Regions from separate parts of the Homo sapiens genome. Here region 2 is linked to region 1. The links are chromatin loops, found by intact Hi-C in ENCODE. Cell type or tissue: PC-9. All regions are shown on one strand. Each heading gives the region's core, and the rest is flanking DNA. Links, peaks and the distances in the headings are about the cores only. Region 1 overlaps LINC02889 (long intergenic non-protein coding RNA 2889). Region 2 has its middle 9.1 kb from the start of AGR3.

Region 1 (5,390 bases), core at 171-5,170:
GGTGAGAAGACTGACGTACAGAATGTGAGCCCAGCTGGAAACATCCTTCACAGTACTGAAATACAAGTGCCAAGTCCAAGTACTTTCTGGGTAACATCACCTACCCTCCCTGGCTGTGAAAGCTCAGAGATAAGAGTTTCTAGCTGATCATTTTGCAGTGGATTTTCCTTCCTTAAAAGGAAGGATTTTTTTTCTAAAGAAAAAATCTTTTCTGATTTTTTTCTAAAGAATCAAAATTTATAGTTTAAAAAAAAAAAGTACAGAGGAAAAAAATTTAAATACTTTTGGAATTGAATGTTTCCCAATCATTTTTTTAAATGTTGTCTTCACTTTTTTTCTTCTTTAACTACCAATGCCCATGTAATTTTTTTTCTTTCATGAGGCATCAGTATTCCTTGCCTAAAGACAGTGTGTCTAATGAGTGACTAGAATCAGGTAAAGAAGAAACTTCTCCTGTCTTGAAGGAGGCGTGTCTGTTGGGGAGGAGAAAGGAGTTTTCCTTGCTTGCTATACACTGAAGACTGTTCCCTTGCCAAGTATACTTTCATCGTCTTAGATAAATCGTAATTGCAAAATCGAAGGAGAATTTGCAGACTTTACTGTGAATGACCTTGTTGCTGCTATTCTGTGGTGTCAATGTAACAACATAGACAGACTTTACAAAATATCATTTTTTACTTTACTTTTTTACCCCTGTAGGCTTTACAAAATATCATTTTTTTACTCTACTTTTTTGCCCCCGTTATCAAACCAAGGGTAAAGGAGTCATTTACTTTGGTGACACCTACAGGCACATTCAGATAAAAACATTCTCAACCCTCCTTTGTAACCAAAACACTCTCATTGGTCCAGTCAGGAACCCCTGTGTGGATTCTGAATGGTAGTTAGTGGACATCATCTCAGATTCATTTGAGTCTTAAAATACATCAGTTTGTCTCCAAAAGTCATCTTCAAATGTTGAGAAATTTTCATTTGGCTATTTGGGTTTGATGCTGAACTACAACAATGTAAATGTCTTCAGCTGGCCTATGCCTCATTCCACCAGCATAAATGTTGCCTTTTACAGGCCATGACTGGATGAGCAGAAACTGCTGAAGTCTCTCTCACCAAAATCTCTCTCACACACGCCCCCCTGCTACCATCATACTTCCTGGGCTATAGAAGCTGAACCTGTTCCAAGATGTAACAATTAGATAAAATGATGAACTCCTCAAAAGTGGCCCGGATTCCCAGTGTTGGAAGACTATAGAAGACCACTGGGATTGAGTAACCTTGAAAGAAGTTCACTCAGACAAGCTGTTCGCACATCTGAGTGATCCCAGTGCAAGTCAAACTGTGGGGTGGCAGGTATAACAACAACAGGCAAAAAGAGCAGAAGGAAATGGGTTCACCAGAAAGTGCAACTCCTGCAGCAAGGAAATGACCAGGAAACCCACGATAGTGCCCTATTAAAGAAAGAGCCTGCCATGACAGAGAGCCCATGACAGCCAAGTAAGCTCTACAAACAGTACCAGCTAAGTACATGAGACTCTTTTTGCCTTCTAGGTCTTAATAGGTCTTAATCCTCTGTCCCATCTAGCCCTGGAAGATCCAGAGGCACATCACCACCATGACATCTTTCATGTCAGAAGGATATGGAACAAGAAAGAGAGGAGAGACTCACCACACCTCTTGCCCAACCTTCTAGGTCAGGCCCAAAAGAAAGGGAAAAGCTTTAAACTTGATATCACAAGTTTAGTTTAGACCAGACTGCGCTTTTAATACCTGAAAAAAATGAAACTGAAAGTGACCATAAAATATCATGAGGAAAAAGGAAGGAATATCTAACAGAGAGGTTTGCAAAAGTGGTAGGAGAAAAATGAAGCTATTTTCTAATTTTATACTGCGGAGTCTAGCCCATTAGGTTGTTGATCCAGTTGGGATTTTACTTTCTAATATCTTTTTAGTGAACAAAGCAGGTAATATTAGGCATTGCTCAAGTGAAAAATATATTGCGGGGGGGAGGATTTTTTTGTCCATGTTCAAAATTCAGGAAAATATCATAAAGGGTATATCTATATTAAAGTCTATTTACCTTGCTTATTTATAGTTGCAAATTTACATAAACCCCATTTAAAATTTTCTTCCACATCATGTAGAATTTTGCCTCTGTTCAATGAGGACGGCAAACTGCAGGGACGTCTTCTATGGACTCTTATTTTGCCCCCTTCAACCTGACTTTTGATCCTCCAACTTCTCCTTGCTCAGAAGCGAGGTTTTCAATGTTTGACCCAGTAAAATTTAGTATCAGTAGTCTGAAGCATCTGCTTCTGTGAAGGCTAATTTATCTTTGCTGAAGACCTCATGAGTTTCTTATCCCTGACCCTCATGAGGAAGTTCCCATGGTCAGAACGCACTACTGTGTCTCCAAATGGCTTTCCTAGGAGACTGTCTTGCTTGCTGATTTACACTGATCAGACATGAGGATTCTGAAACTTCACAAATATTTATCAAAAGGATTTACAGATGCTTAGTTTTTATAGCTGCTTGTTGATGCAACTGCCACATCAGCTGCCTAAAAAATAAAATGGGTTACTCATCAGACAGGGACATAAATGATGAAACACAAAAGGCCCACTAATAAATTATACAACCTCCTGTGGACCATGGCACAATGAAGGCAAGGATCCAAGAAAAGGTTTCTTGAATTGTTTTTTGTCCCTGGCAGGGTGAATTAGGTTGTTCAGGTAAGAGTCATGAATACAAGAATAGGGAGGGAGTGCTTTCAAGAACTGATTTATTGATAGGAAGGACCAGGAAGTGGTGATATTTGTTGCACAAATATCTCCTTCCTTGTTCTTTGCCATACACAAGGACTGACCACACTCCTGAGTCACCCAATAGCTACTGCTTTCTTGTTCGCCTGTCTCCCATCTTTCCAGCTTCTTCCACTATGACTCAGGCAACCCTCCAGATTCAAAGACACAGTGGATGGGGTAGAGCGATTTTTGTGTGTCCTTTTCTCTCTCCTGCATCCCTCTGAGCACATCATTGCCTTACATATCACCACCACAAGACAGGAAAGCCAGGGCCCATCCAGTGCCCACTGAAGGTGGCTGAATATACCTGGAGCACAATTCTGGCCTGGCTGGAAGGTGAAGAGTTAACAACAGGAATAAGCAAATCTGTCCATTCCTGAGCATGTCCTTCTCCCATCCTCCCACTCTGTCCTTTACTCCATCCCAACGGTCTTCTTAAAAGGCACCTCTAGGGAAAAATCACTACCAACATCTCTAAACCAACTAAACTCATCAAGAGGGTCATCCTCACACATATTACTGTCTAAGCAACTATCGTGCCTTGGGTAACATGAGCTTAAAGGGAGCTGCAATACAGCATCTTAGGGGTATAATCATTAAAAGAAAAAAATATGTTGTATTACTTCATTTTCTGTTGCTTAGCATATGAAAAACTGGGTAATTTATACAGAAAATGAATTTATTTCTTAGTTATTCCTTACCTGAAAAATCCAAGGTCAAGGGGCCATATCTGGTGAGAACCTTCTTGCTGGTGGGCATTTTCTGAGGAATCCCAAGGCCACACAGGGCATCGCATGGTGAGGGGGCCGAGTGTGCTATCTCAGGGCTCTTTTTCTCTTGTGAAGCCACCAGTTCCATTCCCATGATAACCCATTAAAACCCACTACCCATTAATCCACTAATCCATTCAGGAGGGCCAAGACCTCATGATCCAATTACCTCCCAAAGACCTCATCTCTCAGTTGGAGGTGAGGTAATCACCACTATATTGGAGATTAAATTTCAGCATGAGTTTTGGAAGGGAAACTATTCAAACCATAAAAGGTGTTTATTGGAAAAAGCAGAATTATTAAATCAAAAATAAAATTTGAGAGTAAGCATATAAAATGTTCTCATACAGCAGATACTAGAAACAAAAACAAGAGGAAAATCATTAAGAAAAACAGGTGACGATGTTATTATGAAAAACCAAAGATTGAACAAAATAATAGATTGCCTATCATGTTACATACAGCTGAAGAACTGGAAGATTAAGTAGAAGAAGCTCGCCTTGTCAAAGGTGGCTACAGTGTATTCCCCAAAGTATTGCTTAATCCATCTGAAATAATTTTCTTTTCATTGCAATCCAATGCAATCTCTTCTTTCCAGGAAATCACTTATTTATTCTTGTTATTCAAATCACAGTCAAACTACCTTCACCTCCAATTCACATTATTGAACTGGAAATATAATATACCAGGACCTAGCATCCGCATTCAGACAGAATATTACCTCACAGATTTTAGATTTTGGGTAGGTTGATGGTGGGTGCCTGACTACATTTGTGTAAATAGTGTCAATCCTGGTGATTGTCTCTAATCCAAGATGGTTTTGTCTCCAAAGCTAGCAACATTTTCATTTCTAGGAATTGAAATCACCACTGGTCAACACTCTATCTTTCCCACAAGCCACCCCCCGCCCACACACCTCAGAAAATGGCAGACACATTGCTAAATGAATAAAATATAAGTCCCTTTTCATCTGATACTGTTATATAGAATGAGATTTGACATGTTTAAGGAAACATCTTTGCTAGTGTTAAAGGCTCATTCCTCAAAAATGAAACACAATGGACAGTTTTAAGAGTTTGAAATATTCATTTTTTAAAATATCAGGCACATAAATCAATTTGAACATGTTTGAATTTATATACTCTTTTGGTTTGGAGGGAAATAATTTGTACCAGGACTATGTCCAAGTCCTACATATAGCCTCAATACTGGTTTGAAATGCCTTAACAGGCAGGGTCTCACAACCTCAGCCCCACCACCCAGGTACTGCAGGTGTTGTCACGAGTAGCTGTTGGAATTACAAAAATATTTTTCCGGAAACTACAGAATGTCAAGTTATGCCTTTGAAATTGTGGCATCAGATACAATACATAGCAGGAATTCTCAAATAAAAAATGTCGTATTCATTTCATTCACAGAAGTTTATTAAACACTTCCATGGGCCAGGCACATTTTATATAGGAAACATGCCCATAGTCATTAAAATAATTTATTTGGAAGAAAGATTTTAAAGGAGGAAAATCTCATACTTCAGTTGTTTTAAAATCACAAATATGACAGCACTGGCTTTCAATGCAGTTAATTTTAGTCCCTAATTCACAGATAATGATGGCACCTTAAACATGGAAATGTTTTTCTCCAGAAGAAACTCTGAAATGGACTGGAAAAGTACTGAAATACGTATCTTGTGTAAGCAATTAATAGGAAATGTTGCAAATCAGGATCAGATTTGTGCTGTCCTTTTGCTTTTTACAGTAAAATATAATTTATAATCCATGTATAAAATGCTGCTTTTGCTATGCATGGACAAGTGGATAGAAGA
Region 2 (5,390 bases), core at 306-5,305, 640 kb before region 1:
GACTAGCCTGGCCAACATGGCAAAACCCAGTCTCTATTAAAAATACAAAAATTAGCTGGGCATGGTGTTGCACACCTGTAATCCCAGCTACTCAGGAGGCTGAGGCAGGAGAATCGTTAGAATCTGGGAGACGGAGGTTGCAGTGAGCCAAGATGGCACCGCTGCATTCCAACCTGGGCAACAGAGCAAGACTCTGTCCAAAAAAAAAAATGTTAACCAAGGCCATTTCCATCACAGTTATGGCGGCTAACACTAGTACCAGCTCCTTACAGCTGCTACTGCTAGAGCTTGTAGACAAATGTAAGAATCAAAAATTCTCATTGTGATGAAAACTGATAAGGAAATTGTTGATACTCTTCTAGGATTTGATAACTTTGTCAATATGGTACTGCAAGATATCACTGAGTTTGAAATCCCACCAGAAGAAAGAATACTAAATTAGATCAGATTTTGCTAAACGGAAATAATATAATAATGTTGGTTCATGGAGGAGGAGGACCTGAGGTATGAATGTGTTTCCTTGACTTATGCTGGATTCTGTTTTGTCTTGTAATGAAAAGAAAATAGATTTTTTTTTTTTTTGCCTTTTAGTGTTTAGATCCTGTAAAGCTAAGTTTCCTATTAAGGGAAATGTTTTGAAGATGTATACCCATTTTTGTAAGTTAATCATGATTATCTTGGAAAAGAAGAAAAGAGTTTCTTCGAAGACTAAAATAGAAGTGTTTTGGTTAAAAAATTCATCAAGGTATTATAAAATATAAATTGCTACTTCTTAATTTTGCCTAAGACTCAATAAATGTGTCTAATTATAAACACCCAAGGCTGTGTTCAGTTTCTAGAAGTGTTTCTTCTTATCATCTAGCTGGTTATTGATTTTCATTATGATCAACTCTTTATTTCTGTAAAACTTGTTTTCCAGATTTGAGATGTTCCTTGACTTACGGTGGAGTTACATCTTGATAAACACATTATAAGTTGAAGATATTGCAAGTTGAAAATGCATTTGATATACCTAAACTACTGAACATTGTAGCTTAGCCTAGCCTACCTTAAATGTGTTCAGAACGCTTACATTAGCCTTCAACTGGGTAAAATCGTTTGGCAACACACTGCACTGTAGAGTATTGATTTACCCTCCAGATCTCATGGCTGACTGGGAGCTGGGGCTCGCTGCCTCTGCCCAGCACAAGAGAGTCTGCTACTACATATTACTAGCCTGGAAAAAGATCAAAATTCAAAATTTAAAGTATGATTTCCACTAAATGCATATGGCTTTTGCACCATTATAAAGTTAAAATTATAAGTCAAACCGTAGTAAGACCATCTGTATTGGAAATCTGACATTATTATCTATGTGTCCTTTATAATTTGCATCTCTTTAGTCTGCCTCCACAGAGGCCTGAATTTCTCTTTTTTTTTTTTAACCGATTTGATCCTTGTAGTAGTCAGTTTATTCTTTATTGTTCCCATTACAGTAAAAAAGTTAGCAATCACACTTTTCAGTTTGAAACCTCTTTTCTAGCTTCAAATTGTTTTGTTTATGACTACAGATCTTGTTTTTATATCTGTATGATAAGATGCTTCTGTAAGGGGTTTAGCCAGCTATTAAACCTCCAGAGTGACCTCATTTCCTAAGCCAGCACCTTTGTCAGGTTTACACTGTGGTTGCCTTTGTAGCTCCCCACTGCATGAAGACTCCAGGTTTTATTGTACTTCCTGGAAATGCCAGCAGAATGAACAATTTCTCCCACAAATCATTGCATGACTTAGCTTTATTTTCAGGCCCCACTGCAAACCTTTTGGAGGCAGGTGCTGTCCCTTCCCTTAAGCCCTGCAGGCTGTCTTTTATACGTATTAGATTATGGGCATGTCAGTCCTCACATCTGTCTGTGCTGTCTTAGAGAGATTTCTTGAATTTTCAGTTTGACTAAGTACATCTATCTGTCATTTCCAAGTGGGTATAATTGTCTCCTTACTATATTCAAAATAGAAGAATGTGGGCTGAGTTTGGCATCTTGTATAGAATGCTACCATTTACTCCACTTTAAATTGAACCTAACATAGGTTGAGTGAGTTGTCCAAACTCACAGTAAGTAGCAGAGCCTGGTCTTAAACTTAGATCATTTGAACCCAAATTTTGTGTTCTTTCCACTATGGAAGTCAGTATGCATAGTAGTTAAGAGTGGGAGTCCTAGAGAAGGAGAGTAGACAGGTTCTGGCATCTGGAGGAGTGGGCCCATAGGGGATCATGACAAGGAATTGATTCTCTAGTCAAGCATGAACACGAAAAGAGAATTTTCTTTTCACACCTTACTTCACAGTGTGACCACTGATTTCAATCCCACCTTTTGTGATACTTCCTCTAACATTGTTGTCATTGCCTTAACAATTGTCATGACTTGTTAGTTATGCGAGGAGAAGTGATCATGGGGCCATTTGCCCTGAGCATCCAGCCTCCAGTGGTCCTTCTATTCTGGGGCTAGGATGTCTGGGTTCCAATCCTGCTCAGTAGCCACCATGACCACAGAGAAATTACTAATGCAAATAGAAATGTTGATAATATTTATCGCACAGAAGTGTTGTAATGATGAAATGTGAGAGAACATGAAAAGTGACAGAAAGCAGGCAGTACCTTCCCAAACATGTGGGCCTACCCTAGAGCAGGCTCTTTGGTAGTTAATGAAGATAAGACAGCAAATACAAAGGTCAAGTTGCTCCCTTTTTTGGAAGAGAAAATAAATGAGTATTTAAAAAATGATAGTTGATGAGTTCCCAATAAATATTAGCTTCTCTTATTTATTATATAACTATTATTCAAGTGAGCCCACTAAGCCCAGGAACTAGTGAGAAAACTCTCTTAGCAATAAGATGGACTGATGTATTAGGTATTTTCCCAAAACATGATTTTTTAGAGGGTAGACTTCTCTCAAGAGGAGAAGGAGCCAGTTTTGAAAATTCATGATTCAAGTACTAATTGCATTTCAATTTAAACAAGTTTAATTCAGTTTTGTTCATGTTTTACTTGGCCCAACAAATTATCCTAGTGAGCTGTCTGTCTGCCGAGGAGGTGGGTTTACAACCTGAAGAGTCAATTTGGAAACTGAACAGGAGCTGAGCTGAGCTACTCTCTGACTCTGACATTAGATGTCACTACAATCAAAGGAAAGCAGAGCGGGCAACCTAGCAGTGAAGTGAAACTTGAACATGGTAGAGGAAAGAGACATGTTTAGATTGTGGTGCAAAGTTCCTGGATAAGAACTTGTGATATGATTTGCCTATCCACCTTGCCATGGGGAAAAAGGAGAATTTTAATATATGTATGACAGCTGCATTCATTTTCCTAAGACATTGACTAGGAACAACTCCTAACCACTTTGCACATCTTGGTATTTCTTCCCCTAATAGATAATAGAACTGATAGAGGCCCCCAAGGATTTTCAGTGCAGAATATTCCTAATAGGTTCTAAACGAGAATTTTACTGGACCAGATCACTAAGTCTAGTTCTTCTAATGAGCTTAATGCTTAAAGCTTAAGTTGTCTTTCAAATATTCTTCAATTATAAACTTTATCAGGTGTTTCCAAAGTTTCTTTGCTTAAAGATGTGAAGAACCCCAGGTTACTGGTATTTGTGTGTTAAGAGTAGAATTACCAGGTACAGTCACATTTGTTTACTTAAGCAAAATATCTACAAACAGCTGGAGGGCAGGGGACCCAACTAATGTTTCCATTTATTGCTAGGCAACTGGGTGAACTGAAAAGTCCATCCTCCCAAGGGATATTATATTAAATATATCTTTTTATGTGTGTGAACTGGCACACACTATTGGAATAGATTCAGAATATCTAACAATTGATGCAGCATAGGTACCAATGAATTAAATCTAGCGATGGCTAGGGCTTCCAGGGGAAAATAAGGGTGCTCCATATGGGTGTAGGGAGGACCTGATGGGGAACAACTGCTGCAGTACCTATTTATCAACTCCTGAGGGAAGTACTTTGACATATTAATAACTGGGATGACTGTACCAGTATCTATTGGTTGAATATCAGCCTGTGTATATATAACTTGGCTTATCAAGAGCCCACAAGATCTCTGGTTTAGGTTCCAAGTACAAGTATCAAAGTTCATTCTCATTACCCTCTTGATAATGGTCTGGGCTGCTAATTTTTACATTGCTTTAGTGATGGGAAGGTCCCACATGGAGGGAAATTTTATGAAATATGCAGAGAGAAGCTTGGTCTTTACATGTCTACATCTTCTTTTTTCAAGCTGTGATGAAGGCCTTGATTCTGATGGGCATCAAGAGGCAGATACAGCTCAGAAGATTCAGAAAGGCAGACTCGTGTCTAACATAACTACATTACCTTGGTGATCCCAGGAATTAGTAGACTGATACTGGGGATAGGAGTGGGGTTCTCAGTATTGGTGACAAAGTTTGTTTTAAAGTGTCCTGATTTTTTTCCTTTGCTCTACATGAGAATTAATGCACCAGTTTGCAATATATGTAAACTGTTTCATGTAGATTTGTTGAAGAAGAAAGACTGGATTTCAAGGGCCTAAGAGCAGGCAGTTTTCATGTTCAAGGTGTTTTCACATCGTATGCAGTGCTTAGATTACTGAGCCCATAGTAGTTACCTAATTCTTATTTGATACTTGATTGATATTTTTGTTTTCTGTAGATTATTCTCATTGAGAAGAAACGGACCTATGACTGATTTCAGACCAGTGATTTTGGTAATGTTTTGAATTTACTGTAATTATTTAAGCTGTTCTTCTGAATACTTGTACCATTTTCTTGGTGATTCAGAACGAAACTTACAGCTAAATTATCTGGGTTATATTAATCTTTGCATGCATTAAAACTGCTGTTTTTATAATGGAAAGAAAGAGGACTACTACCTATGTATATCTCAATGTGTCTGTGCCACGCTGTTTTAATTATGCCAAGTGTTCACTGACAAAAGTGTGAATGGAGCATACAATTTAAAAATATGAACATGTTATTAATATTTGGCACTATAACTGTAACAATCACTGATTATCATCATGATTGGGGACCTTGTCTCACCAATACCAGAGACATATTGATGTCACGATGAACTGTATTTTTCTACTATTATGTGAAATTACTTTCTTTTAATTCCACTATTTCTCATTGTTTGGCCACTTTTACTTAGGGGTTTTCTCTCTATTTCATTGTTACATGTATTTTTTTTTGTTCAAATGTCTTAAAAATTCCAATTCTTAAGGTTGATTCCATTGTACATCTTTGAATTTCACAGTGTATAGTTAGATTGTAGTCTTGTCAAGATGAGAAATTACCATGATGCCATGATAGCTTCTAACAATGCTACTGTTTCAGAAGTCAGGATCCAAGGTCTCATAGAC

Evidence for each region. A loop is a pair of places that touch in the nucleus more often than their neighbours do. Peaks named below come from ENCODE experiments on the same cell type or tissue, not always from the same donor. Only the 100,000 strongest peaks of a DNase experiment are listed, where the experiment ranks them.
Region 2: it touches region 1 in a loop (3-fold over the local background); 3 of 110 quality-filtered maps call a loop at or near these places.

What each region holds. Positions count from the first base shown.
Region 1 is chr7:17,530,422-17,535,811 of GRCh38, forward strand. All of the region lies in intron 1 of LINC02889 (long intergenic non-protein coding RNA 2889), which reads right to left. Among named protein-coding and RNA genes, the nearest start is that of LINC02889, 26 kb to the right of the region's middle. In PC-9, for the core only: no CTCF peak of the experiment used is centred there; a DNase peak (open chromatin) is centred at 2,790; H3K27ac peaks cover 1,458 bases.
Region 2 is chr7:16,888,382-16,893,771 of GRCh38, forward strand. It overlaps the pseudogene LOC100131425. Among named protein-coding and RNA genes, the nearest start is that of AGR3, 9.1 kb to the left of the region's middle. RefSeq lists a silencer at 2,984-3,278. In PC-9, for the core only: a CTCF peak has its summit at 3,141; DNase peaks (open chromatin) are centred at 3,160 and 3,690.